2 separate regions of the Homo sapiens genome follow, and region 1 is linked to region 2. A link is a loop called in an ENCODE intact Hi-C map of the cell type or tissue named here. Cell type or tissue: PC-3. All regions are shown on one strand. Links, peaks and the distances in the headings refer to the core of each region. The heading gives the core; the rest is flanking DNA.

Region 1 (16,812 bases), core at 4,321-12,320, 100 kb before region 2:
TTCTTATTCTCAAATCTCTATTTCTATAGACAATGCCTTTACTATCGTTTCTTGAGGATTATAAATATCTTTTAAAAAATGAAATGTGGCTAAAGGGCATACTGTTCTCTTATAGTAAAAGTAAAGCATAAATTTTAAAGTCTTATATAAAGCTTTACACAAAAATACCACCAAAGAGAGGCTGAAGAGTTAAATGCAAGAGAGAGGGGCAACATCCAATCTATACACTATAGCCAGGGTATAAACAAATATAAGCATGTTATTTTCATGATTAAAATATTTATTTATTTATTTATTTATTTATTTATTTATTTATTATTTATTTATGTATTTTTTTGAGAGTTTACTCTGTTGCCTAGGCTGGAATGCAGTGTCACAATCTTGGCTCGCTGCACCCTCCATCTCCCGGGTTCAAGCAATTTTCCTGCCTCAGCCTCCTGAGTAGCTAGGATTACAGGTGTGAGCCACCACACCCAGCTAATTTTTGTATTTTTAGTAGAGACAGGTTTTCACTATGTTGGCCAGCCTGATCTCAAACTCCTAACCTCAAATGATCTGCCTGCCTCGGCCTCCCAAAGTGCTGGGATTGCAGGTATGAGCCACCATGTCTGACATGATTAAAATATTTAAATGGCTGTGCATTGTCATATGCCTCATGCCCAAAATATTTAACATGATCCTGAGGCCTTTCATGATAGCCTCAACAGACCACACTTACATTTTCCTTTGTCCTTACTCCTCTTCTCTGTCTGACTTCCAACAAGCCAGGTCTTCTCTCATATCCTAGAATATGCCATGATACCTTCTACCCCAGCTTCGTTGCAAACACAAGTCCTTTTTCTTGGATATCCCATGGGCTACCAGCTATATTTTTACATATACTTTGTCCTTCTGTAGTCTCTAAAACCAGGGCTGATAGTACCTTGTGGAGCTCCTTTAGGTGTGTATAACAATTTTAAGCACATTATTTTATTAATAGGGTTCAATGTCTTTTCTCTATGAAAGTGTACATTCTAAGAGAGTGGTGACTGTATCTGCATAATTTTTATCTGAACTTTAAGTGCCTGGCAAATAGTGAAATTTCATATGTAAGATGGAGAAAATGATGAACTCTGTCGCATAGAGAGGTTGTAAGGAGGAAGTGAGACAATGTATGGAAAGGTCTTAGCATGGATTAGAGCAAACAAACTTACAGTAAAATATCTGAAACCCTGGGTTAGTGATGGAGTTGGCAAAGCCTCATCAGTACAGACCAAACAGCTTTCCACCAACATTCATTTATTCTTTAGGGATGTCTGGATGGTTCAGGCACCCTAGAATCACCCTAGAACTTAGCATCACTTAGCAACATTAAGGCACCTTGATAGAAAAAGAGAGGTATAAATAAATCAATCTGAGTCTTATTGGATGTTGTTAGATGGCCACCAATTGGGAGAGTACAGGGGAAGGTTCTTTTCCCATTCCCAATCTGAGGACAGATGCTATGGGCCACTTTCTAATTAGCTCCTTTTTGTTCATGCAAAGTATAGTGTAATCACTTTCCTGTTGTGGTTCTCGCTATCCAGACTATAGATACTTACCTTACTTTTGCAGGCCTAATGAAACCCAAAATATATTAAAATAATTTAATAGTTGAACATTTATGTTCTGCTAGGTCCTATTCTAGGTGCCTTAAATGTGTGGACTTATTTAATTCTTGTGGTGATCCTACTAAATAGGATTTATTATCATTCCTAATACTGACATAGAGAGGTTGCTGTGGTTACACAGCTAATAAGTGGTAGAGCTGACGTTTGAATGTAGATAGCGTAACTCTTAGTATCTCATGTTTTCAACCACGGTATTGTGCTGATGAAATGGTTTTAAAAGCAACTCTGTTGTTCACAGCACCCTTAACTCTATATTTCAAGTACCATTTGAGAGAGTTTTATCTTTTGTCCTTATCACATACCTAGAGAAAAAGAAATGTTGAAATCAGTTGTCTGTCTCATTTTGACCAAAAGTAAGCTCATCTTTCTAGACCTTTGCTCAATCAAGATTATCTTATTACCAAAACAAAGAAGAAAATAAAACAAAACAAACAAATACTCTAGGGCATATCAAGGTTTAGCAAGACATCTATATCAAAGATGTCCCACAAAATTGTCCAACTGATTCATCTTCCAATTGAGAAATGTAAGGCAGCAGTCCCACTATGGATGGAAAGCCCCCCAACTCACCTGGAAAATGAGGGAACAAAGTTGGGGAAGAAGAGAGAAGAGATAAGAGAACATGGATTAAAGGGACAGGGATAATGAGGAAAGACTGAGTCAGCTCTACAGGAATGATAGTCGATCTTCAGATGGCTTCCAGAAGCAACAGAAAGGAAAGAGATGGAGTACTAAGGTATCAAGACATTTAACTCAGCATTTTCTCTGCACTAAGTAGTAGAAGGATTTTATCCCTGCCTTGTGTAAAAGATTAAAGTTTAGATTTTCTTTGAAGATGGAAAAAAACCAACTTCTGTTGGCAAGTTCATACCTTAGCAATGTCAAATAACAGAACAGTACCAAACTTTTATTTAAATTATTTATAAGTGATAAAATAACACTAATCAGAATGTAAATTTTTAATGTTTGCTGTTGAATATTCTATAATTCTCTGCATTATGTCTTTGATGACATGATTTGTTGAAAATGGAAAATGACATATTATCTCTATGTTACTACTAGGTTTCTTTTTTGTAAGCTCTGTGTTTCCTCAGAGAGTCACAAATGATGTACCTATTATTTTTGTAGTGCCTTAGTTTTTAGAACAGGTAGGAATTAATGAACCATACCTAATTAACTATAAGCAAGTTTCTAAGAAAAATTTGAGGAGAGATTGCATTAAAAAGTAGCTTTTCGTTGTTTTATTTATTTATTTATTTATTTATTTGAGACTGGGTCTCACTTTGTCACCCAGGCTGGAGCGCAGTAGCTCAATCTCGGCTCACTTCAGCCTCTACCTCCTGGTTCAAGTGATCCTCCTGCCTCAGCTTCCCAAGTGTCTTGGACTACAGGCACGTGCCACCACACACAGCTAATTTTTTTTTGTATTTTTAGTAGAGACAGGGTTTTACCATGTTTCCCAGGCTGGTCTTGAGCTTCTGACCTCTAGCGATCTGTCTTCCTGGGCCTCCCAAAGGACTAAGATTACATGCTTGAGCCACCCTGCCTGGCCTCATTGTTTTATTTAAAAAAAAATTCAGTATGTGATCTAGGTGACAGATTATTCCATAGCATATATATGATAAAAGTGTAGAATGATACTGGACTAGATTATTTTCAAGGTTATGCATAATGCTAATTAGGATCCTAAAGCAGGAAGTAAGGGAAACATTTAATATGCACACAGCAGCACTGAAAATTCAGTTCAGATGTAATCCACTACAAAACTATATGTTGGCCAATAAAAATACCATGCAACTACAGCTTCATGTATTTGAGGAAGAGTTGGTTTTAACTGCATCTCCACAACTGGGCTACATAAAATCTAGTATCTTATTTTTGGCTATAGGAAATGATCTAGTCTCAAAAGGACTAATCTGTTAAATTCAACCATTATTCAGTATCTACTGTTGGGGCAACATGTACACAAGTAAATTGCAAATGTTGGATTGCTTTGCTCTGAACTCTTTCTTGTGTGTAATGAATTTGTCTAAGGAGAAAATTAGGGGGAGATGAATGATGCAATTTGAATATCATAGGGATTCAAAGAAAAACTCCAAACCATTAAGATTTTATACATTTTACTCATTGATGGGAACTGATATACTTCTTGAGGTCTAGCAATTTTATAAGTCCAAGAAGCCTCATCGTTGGAACAACATACTATTAAAAACATGAAAAGGATGTCAGAAGAAACGTTATAAAAAACTGTTTCGACATCTGGTGTTCATTTCGTAAGTGGAGGGAAAATAAAACCAAAGCATACATTGGATCATGATTTCTGGCATAGATATGCAATGGCATGTACTCAGGCTTTGGATATTACTAGGAAGGCGTTCTGCCCTTATAATTTATTTGTGAGTTTTACACACATACACACACAGACACACACACACAATTTTTGCTTCTGGGTGCCTGGTTTAATATGAAATATCTTTTTGCTCATTAAGGCTCTTGCTTACTCGTCAGATATTTGTTATCTAAATGCATTAGGTTACCTGAAATGTCATTGTGTCTGTAACTTGTGATTGGCAAAATGTAGATGAGTTATTCAGATCTCAGAAACAAAACCGAAATGGGGTATTAACTTTTGAAATAAGAAGATATTTTCTAAATCAATGGCCCAAAGCTGTGGCTATATCGCCTGTGGAACTGCTGAAAATAGAGATGCACTGGCTTCTTTCCAGACCTAGGAAATCAAAATCTGTAGGGTAGTGGGAATAACATATCTATTTTGTTGCCCCTGTTAATCTTCTTAGGTGAATCTTAATCACAGCAAGAGTTGTAAACCACTGGTCTAAATAATTAACAGTTGTACAGAACTTTATAATTTACAAAGCATATTACAATTTGTAATCTATTTTAATCGGTTTTGATTGGCATCTATTTTATAGACAACTTAATTAAGACTTATAGAGGTTAAGTGATCACCTAAGATTGTATAACCTGTTGGGACCTAATTTTTTAAGTAGACTTCTGATGCAAAATCAATAGTTTTTTTTTTTTTTTTTTACTTTTTTGCTTTTGCTTTTTTTTTTTTAAAGTCATAATATACATACAGAAAATGGCCATGTCATTAATGTAGAGCCCCAGAAATTTTCACACACCAAACATACACACTCTAATGAGCACCACAAAAACTTCCCTATTGTTCTACAACAGTCACTAACTGCCCTGCCCTGTGAGGGTAATCGCAATCCCAACTTCTAGCAGCATAGCCTAGATTCACCTTTTTTTTTTGTATTTGGATAAATCGAGTCACCTAATATGAACTCTTTCATGTAGACCTTGTTTGTTGATCATGACATCTGACATCTGTCAGATTCATCCATGTTGTTTTATGTAGCAATAGTTAATTTACCCTTGGTTCTTTGCATGAATATACAACAATTATTTTATTTATTCTAGTATTGGTGGAAAATTTGGCAGTTTCAGTTTTTTAGCTATTGACAACAGCATTCTCTCAACAGTCTGGAACATATCTTTGGTAAGCATGTACGTATTTCTATTAGGGATGTACCTCGGTAAATCCAGAGATTTTCACATTGTAATTTTTAAACTGTAAGTTGACAGAAATCACCCCCAGCCTTTCCCTTCCAAACTTTCCCCTTCTTTATTAATTATAATTCTTACCACAACTCTCAATTAATCAAAACCGTTCTGAAAAAGAGACAGAGGCAAATTAATTTACTCTACATTATACCATGCCTAGGAATTCCTAATTTATTTCTAAGGATAGTGCTTTGATTTAAAGGGACAACTTTCTGATTGTAGAATTTCAGAAACCGGTGAGCCAGGCATAAAAGAATTATTGGTAGAGTTCAGCAAATGGTTTTCTCTTATTTGATACAGATTTTTGCTTTAAATTCCTTTGGACAAAATGTTATGAGAAAAACACAAAATGATTAATGAATTAATTGTTTACTCGTTGATGTTAACTGATCATTGTTAGACCCTGTGCACTTAGACAGGTCTTCCATTCCCTCCAAGTCCTGGCCTCACTCTACACAATACACTGGTAAAAATCTGTCACCCTGCTCAGAGAGGGTGTGCCCATATGTACTTCAGATTCATCACTGGTGTCTATCCTTCAGGTGTTTCTTTGTCGCTGACTCGTTTCTTAGGGATCCGAAGAACCCTATGGAACTTTCCTATGGAATTCTCACCCATAGACCCTGGATCCTTAGTTTTAAGGTTCATTGATGTACTAAGCAATACTTAAATATTTCCCAGGTTGTTGATCCAAGGAGCAAGGGGGGAGGTGAGATTCATGAATGGCAAGTTGTATGGCAGATGTACCTGACAGCAGTCACTTAATTTAAGCATACCCTGAATTCTATTCTTAGACCCTATGGGGAGTCTAAGAAATCCAAGAGTGGTCAACCCAGGTATTCATTCCTTATCTATGAGGAACATCTAAGAAATGCAAGAGTGTTCAACCCAGGGATTCATTCCTTATATATGAGGAACATCTGAACCTCCAGCCCGTCCCTTGGAACACAGGCCATACAGAGTATCTAGGCTGTTTGTTTTGGGTTAAATGAAGGTTGCCAGGTGGAGGTTGCTGGAAGAGAAAGCTAAGTTAAAATGCTATATAAACTGCATGCTTTTTACAAGTGGTCACAGTTCTCTTGTCTACCCTGCCACTACTGAACTGCCCTGTATGTAAGTCTTCTTAATAAACCCTATGTTTCATTCTCTGGCTTTGGGTTTCTTCTTCAGCTTCTTGGACATTGTACCATCACTATTGAAATCCATCGGGGTCTGGCTGACATAAATGCATGCTTTTCCCAAGAGGAAAGACAGTTCTCTAGGCCTGTTTCCTCAAGTATAAAATTGGAATAATAACATTTCCATTAGATTAAATAATATAATAGACATGATGTGCTTAATACAAGTATGTGGTGCTGAGTAAGTGGTATCATTAGATGGATACAAAGTTCAGGGACTGTGTCTTCCTCATCCTTGTGGTAGTATCTGGTATGAAGCTGCCTGTACATTTTTAAGGGAATTTGTGATTTATAACATTCTCATGAAAGGGGATATTTTCTGGTCCCTTTCCCCATCTGGATGAATACCAAATTACTAATAAAATATAAAATTGGTCTTTAGGCTCTTCAAATCTGTTATTTCTATGAAGAACATTCCCAGATGACATCACACTTAAGGGATTCAAGGAGAGTCAGACTGTATTTACACAAGAGTTAGAGCATATTCCAGAAGTACAGAAAGAATTATGCTGGGGATGTGGTCATTAAGGTATATAAATTATTTAAATTCAGCTTTTCCAAATTCTTAAGTCTGCCTCTGGTCAAGCATGTTAATAAAACCAGGTGAAACATTTTAATTGCTTTTCACCTTCTCATCTAGGCTTCAGTGTTAACTATCATTTGCGTCTGAATGATGTGAATTATAACATACGGTGCATTAAGACAGGTCTTCATTTAGGGGGTGATCATCAGTAGACATTCACTGTGTTTCTACTCTAGTGAATAGTAGTACTACCACAATGCCTCTATCAATGTGACCAGCAATCCCATCAGAATTCCATCGCCAATACCACCACCAATTCCATTGTGGATACCAACAACAAATTCATCATCAATGCCACCAGCAATTCCAAAACCAATATTCAAACTAACACTAAGGGTGAGCAAATATACAAGACTCTGGGAGCCCACATGAATCAAACGTGGAAACACGGTCTATGGCATTACTGAGTACATAGTTGAGTGGAGGAAATACATCATGAAGCCAGCATTATTCGGTCTTGCCTGGCCTGTGTGGTCCCTTCTTGGGCCACTCTGCTACTCTGTCCCTCACAGGTTTTTCTCTAGCCACATTAGCTTATTGTTAGTTCTAGGTTTTTTCCTACTCGAAAACCTTTACATGTTCTGAACCATCTGCCTAGGGTAGTTGTTTCTAGTATTCACAAATTGAAACCCTTTTCGTACTTAAGCTATCAGCTCAAATGTCACTCCCCAAGAGAAACCTCTGGCCTCCCTTGTGTATTAGGATCATAGGGATGATAGCTCCTGCCTTGCATGGTTGATCTACATTTGTGGTAAATGAGTGTTGAGTACCTAATGCAATGCCTTCAGGTAGCTATTAATAGTACAGGTTTAATATCCCTTATCCAAAATGTTTGAGATCAGAAGTGTTTCAGAATTTAGATGTTTTTTTTTCAGATTTTGAGATGCTTGCATATACATAATTAATGAGATATCTTGGGGATGGGACCCAAATCTAAACATGAGATTTATTTATGATTTATATACACATTATATACATAGCCCAAGGATAATTTTATACAATATTTTAAATAATTTTTGTATATAAAACAAAGTTTGCATGCATTGACCCATGGAAAAGCAAAAGTGTCACTATCTCAGCCACCTGTGTGGATAACCTGTGGTTGTTTGGCATCACTGTCACTCCTGACTCTAAATTTATATTGTACCTATAAGCAATCATTTTCTTACACTCATTCACGTATAAATACTTAGCAATAAAAATATGACATGCCATTAATATAGTGAAAAAGTAGTGTGTTCAGGCTAACTTGTCATTGTGTCATGTTGATGCTCAAAAAGTTTTGAATTTTGGAGCATTTCAAGTTTCAGGTTTTCAGATTCGATATGCTTAACTTGTAGTAGTAAAAGTAAAACTTGACAGGTGATCCATGTGACTGCATAAAAAGAGCTAAACTGGATGTGAAGCCAAAGACCAAAAAAGCTCAGTGAGATAGAAGTTTCAGATTGGAGATGAGGAAGCAAAGCCTTGAGCAGTTATGTGAGTCATGAAGACAGTAGCTGTAGGCCAGCTCTGAGCAGGAGCAGAAGCCCTTCAGAAGGTGTGGACAGTTATAATAGCATGGTGAATGTAATGACACAGAGCATACAAAATATGAAATTAACAAAGGGGAGGGTATAGAATTAACTGCTTCTGGCATGATTGCACCTGAGGGCAAAGGAAAACGGTTGAGGAGAGTGGCTCCTAATCACCCTTATGTGTCCTAGTCTTTTTGAAAGTCTTGTTTCTTTCTAGTTTCCTTTTATCTTCTTGTGTTCACAAGGCTTTGGGTGCAACATTATTATGGAAATACAAACCTGAAGTTTTGACTCATTTTTTATTGCATCTGAATCGTATGAGTCTAAGCACAGGGAGAATTTAGTCACCAGTTCTACTTTGGTTGTTAAAAGATAAACATTATCCAACACACTTTGCATAATGTTCCACAGAGGACCTCCATGAGTAATTCTTGTGGCCTGCACCAGTTTTCCCTTACTCTTCTTTAAGTTATTCTGTGTATGAGTCAGAGTGTTAAACTTGTTGTATTTATCCTTATTCAGAATCAGTTTAGTTTAGTGAGTTTAAGAGCAAAGATTGAATCCCAGCTCTGTGAGACCTTGGGGTAAGTCACTTAACTTCTCTCTGCCTTAATTTTCTTCTCTGTAAAGCGGTGATAATAATCATACCTAATAATACATAAGTCATAAAGTTGTTGTGACAATAAAATGAAATAATGAAGAAGAATCAGAACAATACCTGGCACATAGTAAGTGTTACATAAATATGAACTATCATAGTTGAACAACTAATGATAAAACACTAGGTAGAAAGTTTTACCAGAAGTTTCTTTTTCCTCATTGGCCCAACTTTACATTGGAAATTCAAAAAGTAATTTCAAAGACTTTTTATGATCAGCAAATATTCTGCAAAATCAACTGGTTTCAATCATCAGCAATATTTTCTTTATGAGTTAGAATATATAAAGGATGGTTACAACCTCTTTTAAGCTTTTCAGTTATATAACCTCATCTATAATAATAACTGTGTTAGTTAAGGAAATCATTCAGAAGGCTGAATCATCTTCATGCAAATGAGTTCAGCATAATTTCCTTAAGCATGACAATGACTAAAGAGAAAATATTCATTTTCTTTCGTAAGTTTCTGTGTCTGAAACAATTTAGGAAGGTAAATGGGGGAAGGGTGAAATTCATCATTCAAAATCTCTTTGGAGCATCCTGTCCCCAGGTGATGTGGACTAAATATTTGTGTTCCCCCAAAATTCATACATTGAAATCGAATCCCAAATGTGATGGTGGTTTGAAGTAAGGCCTTTAGGAGGTGATTAGGTCTTGGGGGTGGAACTCTCATGAATGAGATTAGTGTCCTTGTAAGAAGATACCAGAGAGCTAACTCTTTCTGCGCCCCTCCAAGTGAGGATACAACCAGAATATGGCCAACTGCAAACCAGGGAGAGAGTCCTCACCAGAACCTGACCGTGCTGGAACCCTGGTCTCAGACTTCCAGCCTGCAGAACTATGACAAATACATCTCTGTTGATTAAGCCACCTCATCTGTGGTACTTTTGTTATAGAACCCCAAACTGACTAAGACACCAGGCCATTATCATCTACTCTTAAGGACAGCATTTTCTATGTATTTTGTGTCTAGAGTCTATATTTTACACAAAGTCAGTTTTCTCTTTTTAAAAAAATTTGTACTTTATCTTTGTCCTGAAGCTGGCAATGATGTCAATAGCTTGCTGCTTAGTAGATCTTTAATTAAGACCAGGGCTTTTAGCCTGTATTCCTGACTGTTTGATTTCATCCAGTTTTTTCAGTGGTCTTCAAATGAACGCTCACACTCTCTAAAGCAAAAGCATTTATTATACATGGCTTAGTTTCCTAATATAACGAACATCTTAAAATGAAGAAAAATGAAAAATAAAAAGAAGAGCTTTTGTAATTTAGCCAAATGTAATTTGTGTGTGTGTGCCCTCCATGGTTGCCACAGGTATCAGGTGCATTTACTTCACTGAGAATATCACTGATCTTGAAGTCAGTCTTTGGAGATATTTAAAGTTATTAAATGTCACATCTCTTGGTAAGACACAAAGATCACAATCACACTTTTCAATGTGGAAAACCTCTGCATTCACAGATTTGGGATTTACAGTTTTGATGGAAGCTTTATGTAGACCCTGTCTCTCACCCCCTGTGGGAACTGTTTATAGCTCCCTGGTGCTGGCAGAAACCCATCCGCTTACTCCCTCTGTAAAAATACATTAGGGTTAAGTGTTGAAGAGGGGCAGTACATTTTAGTAACTGAGAAGCCTTCTCTGACATAATTAGAGAAATGGGAGGACCTTCAGAAAACAGCCTGGGAGAGAAGATAGGATGTAGTGTGAAAAATGCTTGTGTTGGGCAAAAACATTTCCAAAGATCTGCTTTTTATTTGTTTTCTGGCATCTTGAAAGCTTTTGGCACTTTTGGAGCTTAATTTCACCCTCAATGAATTGGAAAATTATGCTGTATAAATCAGTTTATAACATAACTTTTCAGTCATGATGATCAGATTCTAAACATTAAACCTGGAAAATCATAATAAGTTTCAGTAAAATTTCCAAAACATTTCAAAAACTGCATGAATCTCATTCATTCCAAACAATACAGAATTTCATGTTCTAAAAAACTGCTTACTTATGTAAGAAATATGACATATTATATAATAGTAAGAAAAAATAATCCACAAGCCTTATCCACATGACAAGGGGATTATGGATTGTTGTGAGAATGAGTAATGATACTTGAAAACTGCAGGCGTAATAGAAGACACAAGCCGATAGATCTGCCTTTTAAGAGCGGATGTCTATCCTTTGGATTTCAGTGCGAATATTCTCATCTTCGTGGCAATCAGGACAAAGAAGCAAGCTTCATGTGATCATCAGGATGCCCATTAGTAGCATATGGAAAAAAACATAATATTCTTAGTACTTTCCACAAACTAGCAATCTATTTTATTGGAAGGAAGTGTCTCCTCCCTCTTAATTATTCCGTCTGAAAATCTAGTCCTGACATTTAAAGCAAAACACGTTCAAATTTCCTTTGAAATTTAAAGTTTGTGCTAAATTAGGGTTGTTTGGTGGGAAGTGAGTTTTGCATTTGTTAAGGAGATTTGGTTATAAAAATTTGATTGACTTAAGATGCTTAAGTGGGTGAATAGAACCCGTGGCAAGAAAACAAGAAATAGAAGTTGGTGGGAAAGTGATTCATTTCTATTTCCTGCAGTTCTTAGGCTACAAGACAAAGAAAGAGTTGTAGATCAAGGGTCAAGAAATGAAGATGTGGCTGCATTTTTTAGGATTTTGCAATAACAATGAAGCAAAATACTACTCATTTACTAAATATGGCATCTGTATTTTTCATAAGACTTTTTTCACGAATAGAACAATGTTCAGTTCTACAGAATGTAGTGGCTTCCTGCAGTCAATAATAATTGCTTGATAAATGAACATTGAATGAAATTATGGAAGACTTTTATAAAATAAGATAAATGCTACAAGTATTTCTTCCTCAGCCTCTGTTTCCTTTTCTTCCTCTTGCTTTCTGTATTTATTGGACCCCAGTTACATCCTAGGAATTGCAGAAAGTACTAGAGATGCCATAGTGAACAACACAAAACTTTGCTTGCCCTCATGGAGCTTATATTCTAATGGTCAAAGTGGAACATAAGGAAGTAAATGGATTAAACACACAAATCGTGACAAGTGCCATGAAGGACCCAATTAAATAATCAAGTTTGAAAATAACAGTAGTGGGGGGGAGGCTACTGTACTTTTGTTGGCAGGGTATCACTGAGATGGACTCCTGAGTAGTGAGCTGGAGCCACGAGCCACTGAAGACCTGGTGGTAGAGAGTTTCAGGAAGAGGGAAGGCAGTGACTGTGGTGGTGACATCATCGTCTTTCAGAATCTGTAAGAGGGACAGAATGACTAGAAGGTAGTGAGAGAGGGGGACAGTAGCAAGTGATGATGTTGGCATTCCTTTTCTTCTGGTTGGCCCTAGCAACATGTCCTGAAGACACATTGTCTAAGCCTTTATCATAGATCACCTGCTTAATGGATTCTCTCCATCCCTCCTTTCTTTCTTTCCTCTTTTTTTCTCTTTTTCTTTCTGCTTACTTGATGATTGTAAATAACAAAATTTAGAGCCCTCAATGGTAGCTCCATTGGGGAATTAATAAGAAATAAGTCCCATTTATCCCGTTTGGAATTTTGTAAAGATAATGAGCTCCATCCATCTGGCCATCTTGGGAAACTACTGTGCCGAGACCAGGCCTCTAACTGTGGGGCTAGACGAGGAGGGCATTTCTTCTAACGACAACGGCTCCATTGTACTTTCTTGTCTGGAAGTGCTCCTCCTGAGGTTGGTGGGCATTGTAGCACTCAGAACTGAGTGGCCCTCTGAGTACAACCTTTCTCCATGCGCTATTCCCCATGTTCTTCCTTTGAAATGAAGTGTTATGTTGCATAGTAGCCTGTCACCAAGAACTGGCCATTATGCCGCCAGCAAATAGGAAGTACTTATACTTTGAAACAAATGTATGTTATTGTTGTTGGGCTTATTATCATCCTAAAATATATCTTCCTACAACTCACTCGGATAGGTTACATTCGTTTATGCTATTAACAGTAAATAGGATGAAGGGCTCTCAGTTTGGAGGAAGCCTACAAAGCAATTTTAATCTATTTGATTACCTTACGTTTGAGTTCCTGCTACTATATTCCCAGCAAGTGATGATGTGACCTACTCCCGAATATTTCTAACAACAGAAATATTTAATGTGTGTGTAGCTTATTCCAAAAAGAAGTCTCTATTGGGCCATTCATTTGGTCACCCTATCCATTCTCCATTCACTTCATTCATTCATCAGTCGATTTGAAGGTTGTTTCATCAATAAGCTATTGAGTGATTGCTATAGGCCAGGAATTTGTTAGTCACAAATGTAAAGACAAACACTATGGAAAGACCTCCACCCTATTTTTCAATAAGCCTATAGCCGAAAAAAGATACAGAATGTGGATAGTCAGTAGCACTGTGGATGACATTTGCTAAAATGGAAATATGTTCAAAGTTAATTGGGATTATGTGTCTGCCAAAGTAGTAGTCACAAAGAAAGTAAGTTCTTTGCTTTTAGATCAAACAGAACACAGGAGCAATGGTTCATCACACATGACGTGTATCTAAGATTTTTAAAATATAAAATCTTATATTAATATACCTTTATCAGTCTAATCTAACTCTCCCCAACTTTAAAAATGTTTTAGGCCAGACACTGTGGCTCATGTCTGTAATCACAACACTTTGGGAGGCCAAGGCAAAAGGATCACTTGAAGCCAAGGGTTTGAGACTGGCTTGGGCAACTAGTAAGCGCTCGTTTCTAAAAAAATTTTTTTAAATAATTAGCTAGGCATGCTGGTGCTTGCCTACAGTTCTAGCTACTTGGGAGGCTTACACAGGGGGATCTCTTGAGGCCAGGAGTATAAGGCTGCAGTGAGCTGTGATTGCCTGAGTGACAGAGGCAGACCTTGTCTCTTATAAAAAAAAAAAAAAAACAACAACTCAGAAACAAACTTTTAATTTGTCCATTTAAATGTCTTTTATAAAGCTTATTTGCCTTTCTTTGACATCTATCTTTTGGTCTTAGAATGTTATTTCTTGGGCCTAGAGAGCATAGAATATAAGGTCTATTCAGGGTACATTTTAATTTTATTTCCAGATTCTAAATAACTACATGGAATTTAAGTGAATTTCAGGGAAAAAAATAATCAGGTATTAAAACATTCTGTTGAGCTCTTTAATATTTGTTTTTACTACATTAGCAAAACTATAGTACCTCAGAAGCTCACATGGCAATGTCTGGTTATTCTGGAAAAGAAGTTCTTGAGACCCTCCTTAGGAAAAGTCACTCATGGATGAGACTTCCATTTCATTTTTGCTGATGAGCTCTCCATGCATTTAAATGAAGCCCAAGCTTCCTGAAGTCCACACTAGTTCAAACTCCCTCTGCCCTTTCCCTACAGGGGTCAGGGACGCAGCCACTTGAAAGACTGCTTTAGGCTACTTTTGGTACAGTCTCTCAGTTTCTATTTTGATTCTGTCTGGTCTCCTACATGCTTCCGTTTCTTCTTCTGCAAGCTTTTCCTCTGCCCATCTACTTATGTTTCCGTGTCCCAACTCCAGAAATTCTTCTCCTTTTCTTTTCCTTGAAATGCATATTTTTCTTAACTTTGAACTTTGCCTTGGAGACATTAAAGATCAACTAAGTCTCAAAACACAAAATTTGAAAAACTCTTCATGTTTTGTAAAATGCTTTTTTCGCTGTCTTCTGCTTCTTTCTGTCTTCTTTAGTGGTTGTTCAAGCCCTTGCCTACCAGATTTGAATGCTGTGTGACCTTGAGCAAATTAATCACTCTGAGCCTCATTTTTTCACTCACAGTGGTGAGACAGTAATAGTCACTTTATGAGTCAGTTGAGCATTGAATAAGCCAGTGTTAAATGTCATAGCATAGTGCTTTCCTTCTTATGAATCTTACTCTTTGATGTCTATTAAACTGTGCAGTAATTCCAGAAAGAGGAGGTAACATCTCACATACATAATATACTTAATTGCACTCACTTTCATATGAAGACACAACTATAAATGTAGTAGATACAATTTCTGCTTAATAAGCGTTAGTAGATTCAAATTTCCTTTGATTGGAACCAGCCTTGATCCTTCCCAGTTTGTGTGGAAATAATCTTTTCCATGCGTAGTATCTTTTCCCGTCTTAATATGTTCATGGGATACGGGTCTATAGTAAATGAGAGTGGCAGGTCCTCAGATTTCTGTGAGTACTGGTAGCATTTGTTTTATATGAAGCAGCAGAAAAATATTGAGCTAAGTTTGGGTCAAGGCTAAGATGCCTCAAAGATTTTAAAGTTGTTGTTTTGGGAAACTGTCATTAACAATGGACTACTTGCAATTCACCCAAAACATATTTAGAAACTTATTAATACATAAATGACCTTTATTTACATTGTGAGTTTTTATTACTGGGTAATTTCCACAAACCCAGATATACTACTGCTTTTTAACTCTGCTTAATACTGTGTGCGTATCAACGTGTGCAACTTAACAATTACTGTATAGTTCTGATAAGGCAATTTAGTCTATTCACTAGAATCATTAGATCAGGTCAAAAGCCCTTGAAAAATTCAAGGACAGTGACCTAGTTATAGTACTATATTTTCTTGAATGTGTTTGAGATTAAGGTTTCAAATACTCATCATAAGTTTATTGATTGAAAATAATATTTACTATTTTATCCTAGGGTACTATTTTTCTTTCACTGCCTTCACATTTAGCTTTTAAACCCTACATATAATCCAACATATTAACATTAGGAAGAAAAGCTGGCTTCTCTACATTCACCCTATTATGATAGCACGTTTATTCATTTGCATTATTTCAATATAAAGAGTTAATTTCTCTTTGAATAATGTCTTTAGCGGAAAACAAATGACAGCCATATCCATAAGAAAAATATTAGTCAAGACAGAACAGCAAAATTTCTCTAGAGTGAAATAAGAGAATTTCTTTTAGAATAAAGCCAGGAAATTAAGAACTTGGAGACTTTAAAAAATATTATAATTCACTGTAAGGATTTAAAAATGAACTATACTCCAACAACAATTACAGCTTAACAATTTAACATTACAAATGTCTTCCCAAACAAAGAAGCAGGTATTCTTGGGAAAGGAAGAATGGAAAACTATCAATTAATAAGAGTTTTATCTTTATTTTTGCAACTTCTGGTTTAGTTTTGCCCTTGACAAATCCACATAAGAAGTAAGAGGTTAAAACTATAGGGTCATTGTTAAGTTGCATACATTGTTAGCATTCCTGGAAGCGTACCAGATTGTGAAGCTCAAGGTTTTCAAGACAGACACACCTGGTTTGGATTCTAGCATTGCCATTTGCTGGGAAACCTAGATGGCTATCCACCAGAATAATTATGAGAGCTACTACAAGATTGGAATAAAGCTTTATACATGCCATACAGTAAATTCTCAGTTAATATCATTTTGTTCTCTTCTTTTTCCCTTAGAAATAAACAGAATAACAACATTATGTTGAAAAAACTTAATTCAACCTGTATAACAATGACCAAGGAAGAACTATGACTAATAAAGATCAAATATGTTCAACCTCAGTAGTTTTTAATGATGAAAATATAAAAATAACTAGCTGCTGGCTTTTCAATTTTCAGATTAACTGTGGTTAAGAATAGGTA
Region 2 (16,812 bases), core at 4,855-12,854:
ACTGCCTTTTTTCTCATTCTGCCTATTCCTTCATCTCCATTGGCCTCATATATATAGTGACATTAGGAATGACATGGGAACCTTACCAGAGTGTTTATCATGTAAATTTGGCAGCTATCCTATCAAACCATTTTTGTTAACTAGTTTCTTTAGAGTCTCAGTTCAGTCTCTAAGAATCAGATATCAATACATAACTTATCTTATTAATTCTTTGGTATAATATTGAAGGTCAGTAAAATTCATTGTGCCTGAGATAAATAATCACAGTGATAAGAAGATAACCCAGTAAAAAAGTGAAACAAAATACAACCCAAATATAACAATGACATCCTATAGATTTGCAAAGAAAACAGAAGTTATAAGCATTCAAATGTGGAAAACTCAAATAAAATTGAGACCTTTTTATAAGACATACAAAAGCATAAGACATAAATACTGTGTAAGAAACATAAATGGACAAAGTAAAATAAAAAAAAAAACTGATGTTTTTGAGAAAAGAATGAGGTGGCCAGGCATGGTAGCTCATACCTGTAATTCCAGCACTTTGGGAGGCTGAGGCAGGAGGATAACTTGAGGCCAGGAATTCAAGACCAACCTAAGCAACATAGTGAGACCCTGTTTCTTAAAAAATAAATTAATTAAATAACTTGGGCACAGTGGCACAAACCTGTACTCCTAGCCACACAGTGGCCCGGAGGTCACCTGTGCGTAGACGCGTGAAGCTGCACTGAGCTATGATCACGCCACTGCACTTTAGTCTGAGTGACAGAGACTGTGTCTCTAAAAATAAATAAATAAATAAATAGAATTAATGAGGCAGACAGGCATAGATGGGACGGTATCTATAATTGTGGGTAGTGTTGATCAAAGGATGCAGTTGAGAAGAAGGGAAGGCTGAGTGGCTTCTGTGACTAGTGATGGTAGAAAATACAAACCAAAAATTCACACAAAATGAAAATGGAGCCTCTTGCTCAGAATATGTCCAAGCTTTGCCAATGTCAGAAGCGTTCAATATAAAGGGAGCATGCTAGGCATCAACTATTGATAAAAACAATCATTTTACTGTAAAATACTGTATCACTTAAAGGGTGAGATATCCACAAACTTTGGGCTTTTCCGGAACATGTAATCTTGACTCCCGCAAACCACAGAATTAAATCATTGATAAATGCATCAGTTTCATAGTCACATCCTGAATGTTTATTATTCAGACTTAAAAAATGAAATTTCCAATCCATAATATCTATTTGTAGTCATCAAGTAACATAGATGTGTCATTCCAAAAATAAGAGGATAACACACATATAGATGATGGCTTAGAGATGGCTACCTCCTTTCTTAAGATTAGGTGAACGCTTTTAAGAAATGGCTCATTATCTTTAAGGGTACGTTTCTCAAGTACACAATTTAACTGGTTCATTTCAGACATCTTTCTCTCACGCAAGTTAAATGAAGATGTGTGTCTATATGACCAGAGAGAGTCCTGGATTTTGAGATGCCAGAGATCAGACAGAGAAGGACCAAGCTTGACAGTCTGGCGTAGGAAAGACCTCATTGGAAGAGGTCACTCCAGTCAACACCATGAAGAGTTGGAAGAAATGGGGAAGGCTTGGACTTACAGGGAGGGGAGAAAGCTGATGTAGGGAGGGAGTTTTGGAGAATGAAAGGTTGGAGAGAACCTGTGCTATAGATAATTGAGAAAGAGAAAAAATTGTGTAAGAAGTACATTACAGGCCATATGAACCAAGTTCTATAACATCCCATGAGAAACCAGAGTAAAGAACAAAACTTGCTTTAAATAGTGTAATGTGATGTTATATAAGAGCTAAACCACAGAGATCTCCATGTTTATTAGGGTTTAATTTTTATTTATTGATTGATTGAGACAGAGTCTGTCTCTGTAGTCCAGACTGAAGTGCAGTGGCACAATCTCAGCTCACTGCTACCTCCGCCTCCTGGGTTCAAGTGATTCTTTTGCTTCTGCCTTCCTAGTAGCTGGGATTACAGGCACGCACCACCAACCCAGCTAATTTTTGCATTTTTAGTAGAGACAGGGTCTCACCATGTGTTGGCCAGTCTGGTCTCAAACTCCTGGCCTCAGGTGATCCACCTGCCTCAGCCTCCCAAAGTGCTGGGATTACAGGCGTGAGCCACCACACCCGGGAAATTTATTTATTTATTTTTTTCAAAGAAGAAAGTGTGTTTCAGTTGCAGATTTACCAGAGATTATGCAATATACCCTTGCATCTCTTTTTACTAAACTATACTTAAGAAAATCAACTCAGAAAGCAACAGAAAAAAAAAAGTATTGTGTGAGATGTCCCATATAAATGGCATCCAAAATAGACAGACAATTCCAATGAGAAGAGTATTTCAAGTTCATCTAGAATTTTCACTTACTTAGACAAATCCTTGGTGACCTATTTGTTTTAAAATTTTTCCGTGTCTGAAAAGTCAGATTCTATATTAGTATCACTTTGCCTCATAGACATTGCACAGGGTGATTTATCAGGCAGCTTTCCCTTTGAGAACTGTACTGGATTGCTGGGGCTGCCATAACAAAATACCACAGACTGGGTGGCTTACGCAACAGACGTTTTTCTCACAGTTCTGCAGGCTGGAAGTCCAAGATCAAGGCGTCTCTGGGTTTGCTTTCTTCTGAGGCCTTGCTTTTTGACTACGCTCCTCACCACATCCTCACACTGCCTTTCTTCTGTGTGCACGCTTCCCGGATGTCTACTTACATGTCCTAATTTCCGCTTCTTAGAAGGACACCAGTCAGACTGGATCAGTGCTCACCCCGGTGGCCTCATTTTAACTTCATCACCTCCTTAAAGGCCCTGTCTCCGAATACAATCTCATTTTGAGGTACAATCTCAGTTTGAGGTGAGTTAGGGCTTTGAATTTGGGGGGAACTGAAAATTCAGTCTGTAGTAAGGACAAAAGGCCTATTTGCTGAGTACTTGAGGGTAATCATGGGTTTGGCTGGAGAGACGAAGGGAACTTCAGGTCTCAGTGAGTTTTTGTTCGTTTGTTTATTTGTTTGTTTGTTCGTTTTTTGGTTTTTGTTTCTTGAGACAGTCTCCCTCTGTTGCCCCTGCTGGAGTGCAGTGGCATGATCTCAGCTCACTGCAACCTCCGCCTCCCTGGTTCAATAAATTCCCCTGCTTCAGCCTCCCAAGTAGCTGGGATTACAGGTGCATGCCACCACTCCTGGCTAATTTTTTGTATTTTTAGTAGAGCTGGAGTTTTAGACTGGTCACAAACTGCTGACCTCAGGCAACCTGCCTGCCTCGGCCTCCCAAAGTGCTGGGATTACAGGCATGAGTCACTGCGCCCGGCTGTCTCAGTGAGTTTTTAAGCCAGGGTCTCAGATTCTCTGAGCCTCCCCAAGAATTGTAGGTGAAAGCCTTCCCAGAGGGCAACCCTATATTTACAGCATCCCTCGTGTTGCAGTTATTGCTCTACATACTCAGATGGCTTCAGGAAGCTGTCAGTGCTCACGCTGTCTACCAGGTATATATTTTCATGAGACAAAACAATTGATTGAAAATGTACCCATTCAATTAAGCAGTTTATGAGTAAGTGGCCCCTGACAGGATAGAATTAAGTGAAATCTGAGATGATCCAATCAATGTTATCTTCCCCTGTGGTATATTTTCTTTTCTTTTTTTTTAAATTATACTTTAAGTTTTGGGGTACATGTGCACAACGTGCAGGTTTGTTACCTAAGTATGCATATGCCATGTTGGTGTGCTGCACCCGTTAACTAGTCATTTACATTAGGTATATCTCCTAATGCTATCCCTCTCCCCTCCCCCTACCCCGTGACAGGCCCCATTGTGTGATGTTCCCCACCCTGTGTCCAGGTGTTCTCATTGTTCAATTCCCACCTATGAGTGAGAACATGCGGGGTTTGGTTTTCTGTCCTTGTGAGAATGATGGTTTCCAGCTTCATCCATGTCCCTACAAAGGACATGAATTCATCCTTTTTTATGGCTGCATAGTATTCCATGGTGTATATGTGCCACATTTTCTTAATCCAGTCTATCATTGATGGACATTTGGGTTGGTTCCAAGTCTTTGCTATTGTGAATAGTGACACAATAAACATACGTGTGCATGTGTCTTTATGGCAGTATGATTTATAATCCTTTGGGTATATACCCCTGTGGTATATTTTCATGTATTTTTTCCTTAAGTGGCAATTGGGCCCAGACCTGGAAGACAATTTATATGGGCAGATTTTGTATGATTAAATGGAATTAAATATTTTCACATAAAAGGAGGATTCAGGTGGTATTTATTTCTTTTCTGAACTCTGTCTCTTAAATTATAAGATATGTGTTTGAATTTTATTTTGTTTTTCTCTTATTGAAAAAACTACTTGTCAGGCCGGTCATGGTAACTCACACCTGTAATTCCAGAAATCTGGGAGGTCGAGGTGGGTGGATCACTTGAGGTCAGGAGTTCAAGACCAGCCTGGCCAACATGGTGAAATCTTATCTGTACAAAAATTACAAAAATTAGCCGGGCATGGTGGCACACACCTGTAATCCCAGCTACTGGGGTGGCTGAGGCAGAAGAATTGCTTGAGGCTGGGAGGTGGAGGTTGAAAGGTTGCAGTGAGCCGAGATGGTGCTATTGCATTTCAGCCTGGGTGACAGAGCGAGACTCCATCTCAAAAAAGAATAACTACTTGTCCAGAACGTGTCAATGTGCACAGGTTTCATGATAATTCCTCCTGAAGAACTGATACTATCTTATATTTGCTGGGTATACAAATTTCCATTGATATATGGATAGATTTCTTTTCTCAGAAACTCATTTTAGGCTTTGGTTTTTTTAAAGGTACAACAAAAACTGGGACTGCCCATGAATGTTGACTATCCTTACCTCAGTTTGCTTCTCAGGAATGGAAAATTTCTGCCCCCAAACACCTAAGGCAGTAGCTTTCCTTCTCTCATCTGTTGACTCTGAGCCAGAGGATTCTTTCCAAATTTCTCTCACATACTCTGAGCATTTAGAATATTTAGAATAGTGCCCTTGACTGTCATGTGTAGTTTTCTAGGTTTGGTATTTACAAAGAAATAGGAAACTATGGATGCTTCTCAACATTACAGGAAGACATCCAGTGGGTAGTTTGGTAAGTCATAACCCTTCACAATCAGAGATTCTCCTCCATAAAGTTAGAGAGGTGGTTAAACCTGGGAATACAAATCTATGTCTGCAGCCCTGTGCAGTCTCAATGTGGGAAGTCTGGGCTTTTCTGTCTGCTGGCCTCAGCCATCTCCAAAATGCCCAGCTGTGAAACCAAGTCCTTAAACTTCCTCCGACCTCCACCCTCACTCTTGGTGCCAGGCTTCTGTTATGCTTATTCTCCATCTAGTGAGTTTTGCAAACTTCTGTTATCCATGACCACTTTCACACGTATTGACATTTACACACAGCATCTGTTCCATTATTTACTTAATAGTTTTCTTTAAATCAGTAAGTTTTGACTTCATTTATTTATGAGGGCAATTTTATGCCATTAGCACACACTTCAAAATCTATATATGCCATTATTTTATATGTTAATATAAAAATTAACATCACAGAAGCAGAGTGTAGTGGAAATTCTCATGACTGACCATGTCTCAAGTTCTGGGTTAGTATTTTGGTAGAGCTCCATAACATCTCCTTGCTGATTCCTTCAGCTAGAATTTGTTGTGGGCCTGCCACATTCTAGACACTGGGAATGGAGGGGGATAAGACAGATACGGTTTATGTGCTTGTGAAACTTAGGGTCTATTGAGAGAGAGAAACAAGAGAGATAAATAAGCAACTAAGCAAGCCAACCCTTCCCACCACGAAAATCAGAAAGCAGTGTCTCAAAAAAACAGAGAGAGTGTAGGGATGAAGAGTGCCTATGAGGTAGGTTTTTTTTTTTTTTTTTTTTTTTTTTTTTGAGACGGAGTCTCATTCTGTCACCAGGCTGGAGTACAGCGGTGCAATCTCGGCTCACTGCAACCTCCGCCTCCCGAGTTCAAGTGATTCTCCTGCCTCAGCCTCCCGAGTAGCTGGGATTACAGACATGCACTACCACACCTGGCTAATTTTTGTATTTTTAGTAGAGAAGGGGTTTCACCATGTTGGCCAGGCTGGTCTCAAACTCCTGACCTCAGGTGATCCGCCCACCTCGGCCTCCCAAAGTGCTGGGATTACAGGCATGAGAGGTAGTTCTTATTATTGTTTGCTTTCTACAGCTGAGGAATGGAAATACTAAGTATGTTAAGGAACCTACTCAAAGCCATAAAAGTAGGAAAAAGCAGTCAACTTTCCTCCAGTTAGGATGAGTGTGGACACAGACATCTTACTCACCAGAGTGAGTCCCGCGGTTGTGTTTATCTTCTCTGCCCACATAAATTCTTGTTTTTGTCTTGTTTTCTGCAGTGAACAGGAATTTCTAAAAGCAGCACCCTTCCCATTCTTCCTCCTTTTCTTCTTCAAATTCTCACTTGTCTGCTTTATTTTCCAGTTACTCAAATGCTATAGAATGAATGTCCCCTCTACCTTCTGCCCCGCAATTCCTGTGTTGAAATCCTAACCTCTAATACCTCCTGATGGTATCAGGAGGTGGAGCCTTTGGGAGGTGACTCAGATATAAGGATGAAGCCCTCATGAATGAGATTAATGCCCTCACACACACAAAATAACTCAGAGCTCGCTTGCCCCATTCTCCAGCCTTGTGAGTATACAATGAGAAGTCAGCAGCTGCAGCCCCAAAGAGAGCCTTCACCAGAACCCAAACATGCTGGCAATTTGTCCTCAGACTTCCAGCTTCCAGATCTGTGAGGAATACATTTCTGTTGATAATAAACTGCCCAGCCTAGAGTAGTCTGTTATTGCCCCTTAAACTAAGATACCAAGAAAAATAGCAGTCTTTGTAAAATGATGTATTCCAAGATATAACTTTTTTTTTTTTTTTTTTTTTTTTTTGTGGAGTGCGCAGGCAAATAAAGGAGCCACACATTTCAGTTGAATGAATGCAAGAGTTAAGCATTTTTAAAAGTTACAAATTATGAAGATTGTGATGCTACAGAATGATACCTTTTCAGCTTCTGTTGTCATTAACTTGGAATTATAATGGCTACTTTGAGTATTGAAAATGAGAATATTGTGCAAATCGGTCATTCCACCCTTCAAGGATATGGTTAGGGTTCTTTCTAAGATTATAAGGCAATGATTAAGCTGGATTATGCTGAAGCATCTTTCAGAATTGCAAAGGTACTTTATGAGTACAGTGTGGAAATTTTAAGTTTGAGGATAGCGCCCTCTTCTGGTTGAAAGTTCTCTTTTTTTTTCTTAATGTGTTTTCTATTTCATATTCAAATAGAAATATAATACAAAACTTGTCCTGGGAATTAATTTTTTAAAAAATTTAAAGTTGAGAAGTGGAACATAAGTTGTCATAATGTGAGGTTTTGGAAAGGTAAATCCCACCTCTAAAGCCTCCGAAATTCCTCTCCTATTCTGGTGTATGTGAAATTTGAGTGTACTCTGTAACATACTCTAAACACAAGATACAATGAGTGTGTGTAGAGTATCGTATTAAAGTGGTTGCTTAGATTTCCAGCATTGATGAAATATGTTTTTAATCGTAAGTAATTTCGAAATTGTTTTAAGGATTGAACACACTTATCAGGGAATGATTGTTGAATGGCTGATGCTATTTCCTATGAAAATGAGAGCACAGTGCTTAGTTTGTATCATTTTTATTTCTTCTAGCCTCTCATTCTCTCTTTCCATGGCTTAAACTTAATACTCACGCAAGCAGTATGTGGTTTCTTCCCAGCCTCCTCTCATTTGCCCATCCACATAATGGCTTTGCCTGGAGCTCTTTCCGTTAAATGACATGCTGAGGCAGCTTTTCATGGCAGTTTCATAACCAAAATAATATTTCCATGCTTTTCCTACTGTCAAATGTATATGAAGATGGAAAATGGGAAGAAACCGGACTTCAGTTCTGGGTTCCTATTCAAATCAATTTCCTTTAAAACAAACGCAAACTGAATCTGATGTTCATTTTCTTAAGTAATAGTTTGGAAGGCCCAACTTGGGTGGGTTGCCTTAGACATCATGTTTATTTAACTAGAAGGAATAACATAAGGTTCTGCCTCCCTTGATTTCTTCTTTGTAAGAGCAAGCACAAATATCTTGTCTTTTATTGGCACAAAAACAATAATCTACACAGAAATTAAATCTTTTGTTTATGCTGTTTTAGGAAACGATATAAGAAACTTTGAATGTCTTGACGATGAGCTAACTAGGAAAGACACATCCTGTTCTTCACACAGATGTAGCAAAGATGTTACGTAGTCTTAAACCTCCACCCCTCTGTGACCCAGTTGCTGTATCTAATAATAATACAGAAATTTAGATTTTTAAAAGAAGTACTTACTTTTTGTGAAGCCAACTGCTTACTGAAAAAGAGACCATGTTCCCTACTGGCCTTAGAATAACTGTGTAGGTACCGCCATCTAGTGGTGGTTTTGCAGACTAAAGCAAAAGAGGTTTCCATTGTCTAATTTGAAGTAGCTCTCTTCTATTAGAGATAAATTGTCAGCTGAGATGAAATGCTGCACCTGAAATTTACTTACATTTTAAATTAAACTTTGAAAGACACAATCATTCCCAAAGTAAATGAAAATTTATACAACTAAGATTTCTTAAAATCCTCTGTGGGAGGTGGCATGAAACCCAGGGCGGGTAGAAGAAACCTTGAACTTTGGAATTTGTTGAGTGTGAGTTGTAATACCTGCACCAGCTGTGTGGCTTGAGGCAAAACACATATCCTCCCTTGAACCTCAGCTAGACTTTTTTTTTTTTTTTTTTTTTGACAGAATCTCGCTCTGTTGCCCAGGCTGGAGTGCAGTGGCACAATCTCAGCTCATTGCAGCCTCTGCCTCCCGGGTTCAAGCAATCCTTCTGCCTCAGCCTCCCAAGTAGTTGAGACTACAGACGCGCGCCGCCACGCCTGGCTAATTGTTGTATTTTTAGTAGAGACGAGGTTTCACCTTGTTGTCCAGGATGGTCTTGATCTCCTGACCTCGTGATCCGCCCACCTCAGCCTCCCAAAGTGGTGGGATTACAGTTATGAGCCACCACAACCGGCCAGCTAGACTATTTTTACAATGACAATGACATAAGCATATCTACTTAATGGGTTGTTGTGAATATGTCAGGGGCTCATGTAGGTCGGGCTCAAGGAATGGTAACTATTTTTATAGTTATTCTGCATTAAAGAACTAAAACATCAGTATTTGTAGGGATTTTTCTCCACATCAACTGTAAATTTCTTGAGGGTGGAAGCTGCCTTAGCCCGCTACCCTTTGGATCTGAGATGCCTGGTGACCTGCCTGAGGCAGAGTAAATGTTTGTAGAATGCATGCATCTTGTTCCATCTTGCAAGCCAGGCTGTAGATGAGGTTAGAGGCTGGGGGTGAGATTTCTTTGCATTCCTCATAATTCATAGCATAGAAGTTAAAGTAATTGATTAGAACATTTGTTTATGAATCTTTGATGAATATGCTGAAACTTGTGCACCATTTACTTTGTCATTTAGCTATGTGTTAATATATCCTTCAAGTAAGGAAGTCTTTAATCCCAGAATTTTTTTTTTCATTTTTCATTTCCCATAAAAATCTCAACTCCTTGTTTATATTGTCCATTGCTTAATAATCTCTAATAGCATTGCTCTTGAGTTTATATGAAATTGCTCTGTGGAAAATAATATGGCTACTTCTTCTTCTTTACCTCCCAAATTTTGAAATGTCCAGTGTGGTTTACTTGCAAAAGAGTGAATGTCTTCTGGTTGAAATTTAATTGACAAGGCCTGCTGTTGGCTTCTGGGACTTGAGTTTAATTTTCTTTTGGGAAATGTATCAAGCGGCCTGCCTTCAAAGCCATCTCTCTTTTTTTTTTTCTTTTTATTCATTTGCTCCTACCTGGAGCAAGAGACAAATAATCTGAAGGAATTTTCCCATGGCACATTTGATTGGTATATGCTTCCCCCACTAGAATGTCAGCTCTGGAAGAACCGATATACAATTATATGCCAGTGTGTAGCAGAGAATCAATGTCTAATGTTGAATGAATAAGCACATAGAGAAAAAAGGAACAATTAATGATGGAGGCAAAAATGCAGATTTTTAAAAAAATTTAGTTTTTAAAATACAAGATCTGCCCAATATGGTTTCAGCTGTGTGTGAAACGTTATAATGGGAAGGCAAGCAAATCAGTGAGAAGATCAGTGACTTTGGAGTCAAATAGCCCTAGGAACAAATCTTGGCTCTGCCATGTGCAAGGACTATGTGTAAATTAATTGTTTAGAACTTCAGCTTCTTATATGTAAAATTAGGATAATAATAACTTCTTCATGGGGTTGTTGTGAGAAATAAATGACAAAGAGCATTTAGTATAATATCTGGAGTGTACTGAGTTTTGCTGTGTGGGCATAAATGAGAGAGCATCTAACCCTAGTTGGAGAGACCAGGCTTCATTGAGGAGGAGGTGTTTCAGCTGGAGTTTGACAAACTGGAATGAATGCAGTAGATTATAGTCCAGTAAGAAGAACTAACTGAAATGCTTGGGACCAAAAGTGTTTCAGATTTCAGATTTTTAAACTTGAGAATAATTGCATATGCATCATGAGAATCTTGGGAATGGAATCGAAGCCTAAACACGAAATTTATTCGTGTTTTATATGCACCATGTACACATAGCCTGAAGGTAAATTTAAACATTTTCAAATAATTTTGTGCATGAAACAAAGTTTGTATTAGGTACTTATGTGTGGAATTTTCCACTCATGGTGTTATGTCGGGTGTTCAAAAAGGTTTAAATCTTGGAGCATTTTGGATTTTAGATTTTCAGATTAGGGATGCTCAAACTGTCTATACACATATTTATCTCGTTTTATCACTGGCTTATTTGGTTTACCTTCACCTGGCAGAAATGGTTTCCAAGTTCTTAGGCTAGAGACATAACCTTTATTCTCGATCATATGAGGTACTTTCTGATAGAGGCTAAAAGAGTTACTCTCGGCGGGGCACGGTGGCTCAGGCATGTAATCCCACACTTTGGGAGGCCGAGGCGGGCGGATCATGAGGTCAGGAGATGGAGACCATCCTGGCTAACACGATGAAACCCCGTCTCTACTAAAAATACAAAAATTAGCCGGGCATGGTGGCGGGTGCCTGTAGTCCCAGCTACTCGGGAGGCTGAGGCAGGAGAATGGCATGAACCCGGGAGGCGGAGCTTGCAATGAGAGGAGATCAGGCCACTGCACTCCAGCCTGGAAGACAGAGCAAGACTCCATCTCAAAAAAAAAAAAAGAGTGACTCTCTATGCTGGTTTAAAATCACTCAATGTAGACAAATAACATATAAATAAATAAACATACAGCCTGGGTACAACAGCTACACCAATTGAACCAAACTCTCTGGGAGTACTTGCCAGTATGGCAATAATAAAATGACTGATCAGATTATAACAGGTGTTGGCAAAAATGGAGAGAGATAAGAATCTTCCTACACTGCTGGTGGGAATGTAAAATGCAGCCACTTTGGAGAGCACTTGGACAAGTATCTCAAAAGGTTAAACATGTAGTTACCATATGACCCAGAGATTTCAATTCTAGGTATATATTTAAGAGAAGCGAGGCCGGGCATGGTGGCTCAGGCCTGTAATCCCAGCACTTTGGGAGGCCAAGGCAGGCAGATCACAAGGTCAACAGATCGAGACCATCCTGGCCAATATGGTGAAACCCCATCTCTACTGAAAATACAAAAATTAGCTGGGTGTGGTGGCGCACGCCTGTAGTCCCAGCTACACGGGTGGCTGAGGCAGGGGAATCGCTTGAAATCGAGAGGCGGAGGTTGCAGTGAGCCAAGATAGTGCCACTGCACTCATTCCAGCCTGGCGACAGAGTGAGACTGCCCCTCAAATAAAAAGAGAGGTGAAAATATATGCCCACACCAAAACCTGTACATGAATGGTCATGGTGGCATTATTTGTAATAGTCAAAAAGTGGGAACAATTCAAATGTCCATCAACTGACGAATGGATAAATAAAATGTGACATATCCGTACAATGAAATATTGTTTGCAACAAATAGAATGAAGTGCTGTTATGAAATGTGTGCTAAGTGAAAGAAACTAGACACAAAAGGTGACATTTTGTATGATTCAATATAGAGAGGCAAATTCATAGAAACTGAATAGGTTAGCGAATACTTAGGGCTGGGTAAAGGGAGGATTGGGGATAATAGCTCATGGTTATTTTTTTATTTTATTTATTTATTTATTTATTTATTGAGATGGAATCTCACTCTTTGACCCAGGCTGGAGTGCAGGGGTGCAATCTCGGCTCACTGCAACCTCTGCCTCCTGGGTTCAAGTGATTCTCCTGCCTCAGCCTTCCAAGTAACTGGGATTACAGACATGCGCCACCACACCTGGCTAATTTTTTGTATTTTTAGTAGAGGCAGGGTTTCACCATGTTGACCAGGCTGGTCTCAAACTCCTGACCTCAAGTGATCAGCCTCCCTTGGCCTCACAAAGTGCTGGGATTACAGGTGTGAACCACTGTGGCCAGCCAAGTTTTTTTTTTTTCGAAGTGATATAAATGTTCTAAAATTAATTGTGATAGCTGCACAAACCTTTAAATATACTAACATGGATTGAATTGGATACTTTAAATGGGTGAATTCTGTGGTATGTGAGTTATATGTCCATAAAGCTACTACAAAAATAATTTCGGGGGATGAGGTCTGAGTGATTCTGATAAATAGTGTGTGTGAAAAACCGCTATTCTTAATGGACCAAAGTAACCAATCTTTACTGCTGTACGTGTAGTTTAAACCAGCTATTGACTGCAAGGGATGGGTGAGAGTGGGGACAGCCAGTAATATAACTTCATAGTTTAAGGACAATTTAATTTCTGCTGTACATCAGCTATTTTAGCTTAAAAGACTGTTTGCATGCAAGAAATGACACTTGGTCATGAAGGTTTTGAAAATATTTAAGTAATGTCAACTCAACATTGAATCAAATATAGTGTGATCAAATTTACTCTGGTAAAGAGTAGAAAGAAACTAAATTTAGGACATGATCATGATAAGATAAATAAAAATGCTGTGTGAAGGAGCCAGGAGGTGTACTCTTTGATGGTAAATTCTGCATTTTTATTTGACCTAGTTGGATTTTCGTCAGAATGTTCCAAATAAAGATATATCTTTGAGGATAAAATGTTTGGCTTCATGATAACACCTTTGGGGTTTTTGACATCGACTTATATTTATTTTTTCAGATAAAAATATGGCATTATTTTTATCTAGTTTCCAGAAAACATTCTTGTGCAAATGTTTCTGTCTTTGGCAGGTTGACATATTAGAATATGAGTTCAAAGACTTCCATAAAAATATTTTATAACTCCTTGTTTTTCTTTAAAATGTGATTTTTTAATCAAAAAATGTTTTTTTTTCTAGTGTTAAGAATATTTTCTTTGGGCAAGAAAGTTTTTGTTTTGTCATTTGAGAGGTTTTTAAGTTGCTGTTCTGTATATAGTGACAGAGCACAGGATTTGTTGGAGTCGAGTAAGTTTTTGTTTTATATATGTATATTGATATGGTTTGGCTCTGTCCCCATCCAACTCTCATCTCAAATTGTAATAATGGGGGTGGTTCCCCCATGCCATTCTCGTGATAGTGAGTGGGTTCTCACGAGATCTAGCTGTTTGATAAGTATCTGGCACTTCGACCCCACCCCCCACCGCCTTGTGAAGAAGGTGCCTGCTTCTCCTTTGCCTTCTGCCATGATTGTAAGTTTCCTGAGGCCTCCCCAGCCATGCAGAACTGTGAGTCAATTAAACGTCTTTCCTTGATAAATTACCCAGCCTCAGGTAGTATCTTTATAGCAGTGTGAAAACAGAGTAATACATATATGTATCTGATTAAATATATATTTCTACAAAGCTTATGAAAAATATTTTTGGTCAAATAATGTAATTATGCTGCTACTTTTGATATTTCAGTTTTGTACCTTATCCGTTGATATGTGCAAAACTGATGTGATCTGTTGAGGTTGTAAATTAATAGAAATAATAATGGAAGATAGGGATTAAGCTCTGTTTACCCACTCCTCCGATATGTACATTTATAATATTCTCATCTTTCTATTATGTGATTGTTTTAGGTAAATAAGTCTTTAATGTTTATATTGTTATGACTATAAACACTGACTTCAGAAGATTCATGTTGTTATGCTTAAATGTCCTTTTTTGATGTCCTACCTTTATTTTTTTCTGGAAATGACATCTGCTTTGGGTTTGCTTTTGATTAAATGTACTTATTACTAATTTATCTGTAACTTGCTCTCAGTTTTATAATAATTTTTCAATGTGATCAAGCACTTGGGATAATTATTCAGTTTCATCTTGGAAACATTTCTTCTGTAGTTTCCTGCCTGCCCCAATCCACATTATTTATATTTAGGCCTGTTGAAAACTTTTTTTTTGAGTTTATCTTTATTCCTCTCTGGTGCTTTGTTTCTCATTTCTGGGATCCTTGTCTGCCTCTTTTTAAAGTTAGTTTTAGTTTTGGCTTTGTTTAACCATTTAATTTGAATACATTATAAATGAATAGAAAGTTTCAAAGATAGCACTGAGAAAACTTGTTTAGCCTTCACTTAGTTTCCTCCAGTTGTTACCTCTTATGTAACTAAAGCACAAAAATCAAAACCAGGAAACTGAAATTCTGTAATGTATGTATGTAGTTCTATGTCATTTTATCACATGTGCAGATTTCTTTTACCACCATGATCAAAATACCTAACTGTTCCCTTTCAACAAAAATCCTTTTATTCTACCCATTTATCATTACCTCCACCTCCTTTTCAGCATCCCTCATCCTTGGCAGCTACTAATTTGTTGTCCCTATCTACAATTTTGTCATTTCAAGAATTTTACCTACATGGATCATATAATGTTTGAGATTGGCTTTTTTTCAGTAGGCATAATGACTTTGAGATCCATCTAGGTTGCTGTTTATAGCAGTATTTTGTTCTTTTTTATTCCTGAATTTTATTTCATGGCAGGGATCTACTGCAATTTGTTTAACTGTTCACCTATAGGACATTTTGGCCGTTTCCAAGTCTTTTGGCTATTACAAATAAAGTTACTATAAGCAATTGTGTACAAGTTTGTTTGTGTGAGACAGGATCTCCTTCTGTCTCTCAGGCTGGAGTGCAGTGGCACTAACACAGCTCACTGCGGCCTCAACCTCCTGGGCTCAAATGATCCTTTTGCCTTAGCCTTCTGAGTAGCTGGAACCAAAGGTGCATGCCATCATGCCTGGCTAATTTTTTAAAAAAAATTTTGTAGAAACGGAGTCTCACCATGTAGCTCAGGCTGGTTTCAAACTCCTGGGCTCAAGTGATCCTCCTGTCTCAGCCTCCCAAAGTGCTGGAATTACAGGCATGAATCACCACATCCAGCTGTGTACAGGTTTTGATGTAAAGATGAATTTTCATTTATTTGGCATAAGTGCCTAGATGTATGATTGCTGGGTCATATGGTAAGAATTTGTTTTGTATCTTATGTTAAAATAGCCACTCCTATTTTCTTTTGATCATTGTTTGTATGGCATGTATATTTCTATCTTTTTACTTTCCACGTATATATATCATTATATTTGAAGTGAGTTCCTTGTAGACAGCTTGTAGTTAGGTCGTGTTTTTTCACTCCACTCCATCAGTCTCTTTTACTTGGTGTATTTAGAGTATTTGTATTTAATGTAATTGTTGTTATGCTTGTTAGTGCTTAAGTCTTTTATTATAATTTTGCTTTTTTATTTTTCTCTCTCTCCTTTTCATTTCTTTATTTTTTCTCTGCCTTTCTTTGGGTTACTTGAACATTTTTGAATTTCATTTTGATTTATCAATAGTATCTCTTGTATCTCCTTTCCTGTTGGTTTTCTAGTGGTTGCTCTAGCTATTAAACTATATATGCATTAGTTAATAAAGTTTACTGGTGTCAACACTTTACCAGTTGAAGTGAAATATAGAAACTTTACCTCTCTTTAAGCCCATTTACTCCCCACCATTTATATACCCCATATAATTATTTTTAATATCTCATGTATATATACTAAGAATAATATCAGACATTGTTATAATCTTTGCTTAGATACAAAACAAAAATTAAAAATTCAAGAGGAGGAAAAAGTCTATTTTATTTATAATTTTTTTCTTTTTATTCTTCGTGATGTCCAAAGAGTCCTTTGTTTAGTATTTCCTTTCTATTCGATAAATAACAGATAAATAACTTCCTCTGGCATTCTTTTGGTCTAGGTCTGCTGGTGACAAATTTTCTTAGTTTTCCTTTATCTGAGAATGTCTTTGTTATGGGTGAATAGTGACTCTCAAATATACACGTTGAAAACCTAATCCCCAGTACCTCAAAATGGAAATATGGTCATTGCAGATGTTATATTAGTCTGATCTCATACTGCTCTAAAGATACTACCTGAGACCGGGTAATTTATAAAGGGAAGGAGTTAATTGACTCACAGTTCCAGATAGCTAAGGAGGCCTCAGGAAACTTAAATTATGGCAGAAGGTGAAAGGGAAACAAGGACCTTCTTCACAGGGCTTTAGGAGAGAGAAGTACAAGCAGGGGAAATGCCAGACGCTTATAAAACTATCAGATTTTGTGAAAACTTGCTCACTATCATGAGAACAGCATGGGGGAAACCACCCCCACGATCCAAT

What was found. A loop is a pair of places that touch in the nucleus more often than their neighbours do. Peaks named below come from ENCODE experiments on the same cell type or tissue, not always from the same donor. Only the 100,000 strongest peaks of a DNase experiment are listed, where the experiment ranks them.
Region 1: it touches region 2 in a loop (6-fold over the local background); 6 of 110 quality-filtered maps call a loop at or near these places.

The regions. Positions count from the first base shown.
Region 1 is chr4:21,880,439-21,897,250 of GRCh38, reverse strand. All of the region lies in intron 1 of KCNIP4 (potassium voltage-gated channel interacting protein 4), which reads left to right. Among named protein-coding and RNA genes, the nearest start is that of KCNIP4-IT1, 36 kb to the right of the region's middle. In PC-3, for the core only: no CTCF peak of the experiment used is centred there; a DNase peak (open chromatin) is centred at 8,900; H3K4me3 peaks cover 429 bases; H3K27ac peaks cover 2,515 bases.
Region 2 is chr4:21,781,139-21,797,950 of GRCh38, reverse strand. The region is part of intron 1 of KCNIP4 (potassium voltage-gated channel interacting protein 4); the gene reads left to right. Among named protein-coding and RNA genes, the nearest start is that of KCNIP4-IT1, 64 kb to the left of the region's middle. In PC-3, for the core only: CTCF peaks have their summits at 7,311 (motif pointing left) and 8,531 (motif pointing left); DNase peaks (open chromatin) are centred at 6,340, 6,650, 7,310 and 8,520; H3K4me3 peaks cover 600 bases; H3K27ac peaks cover 1,642 bases.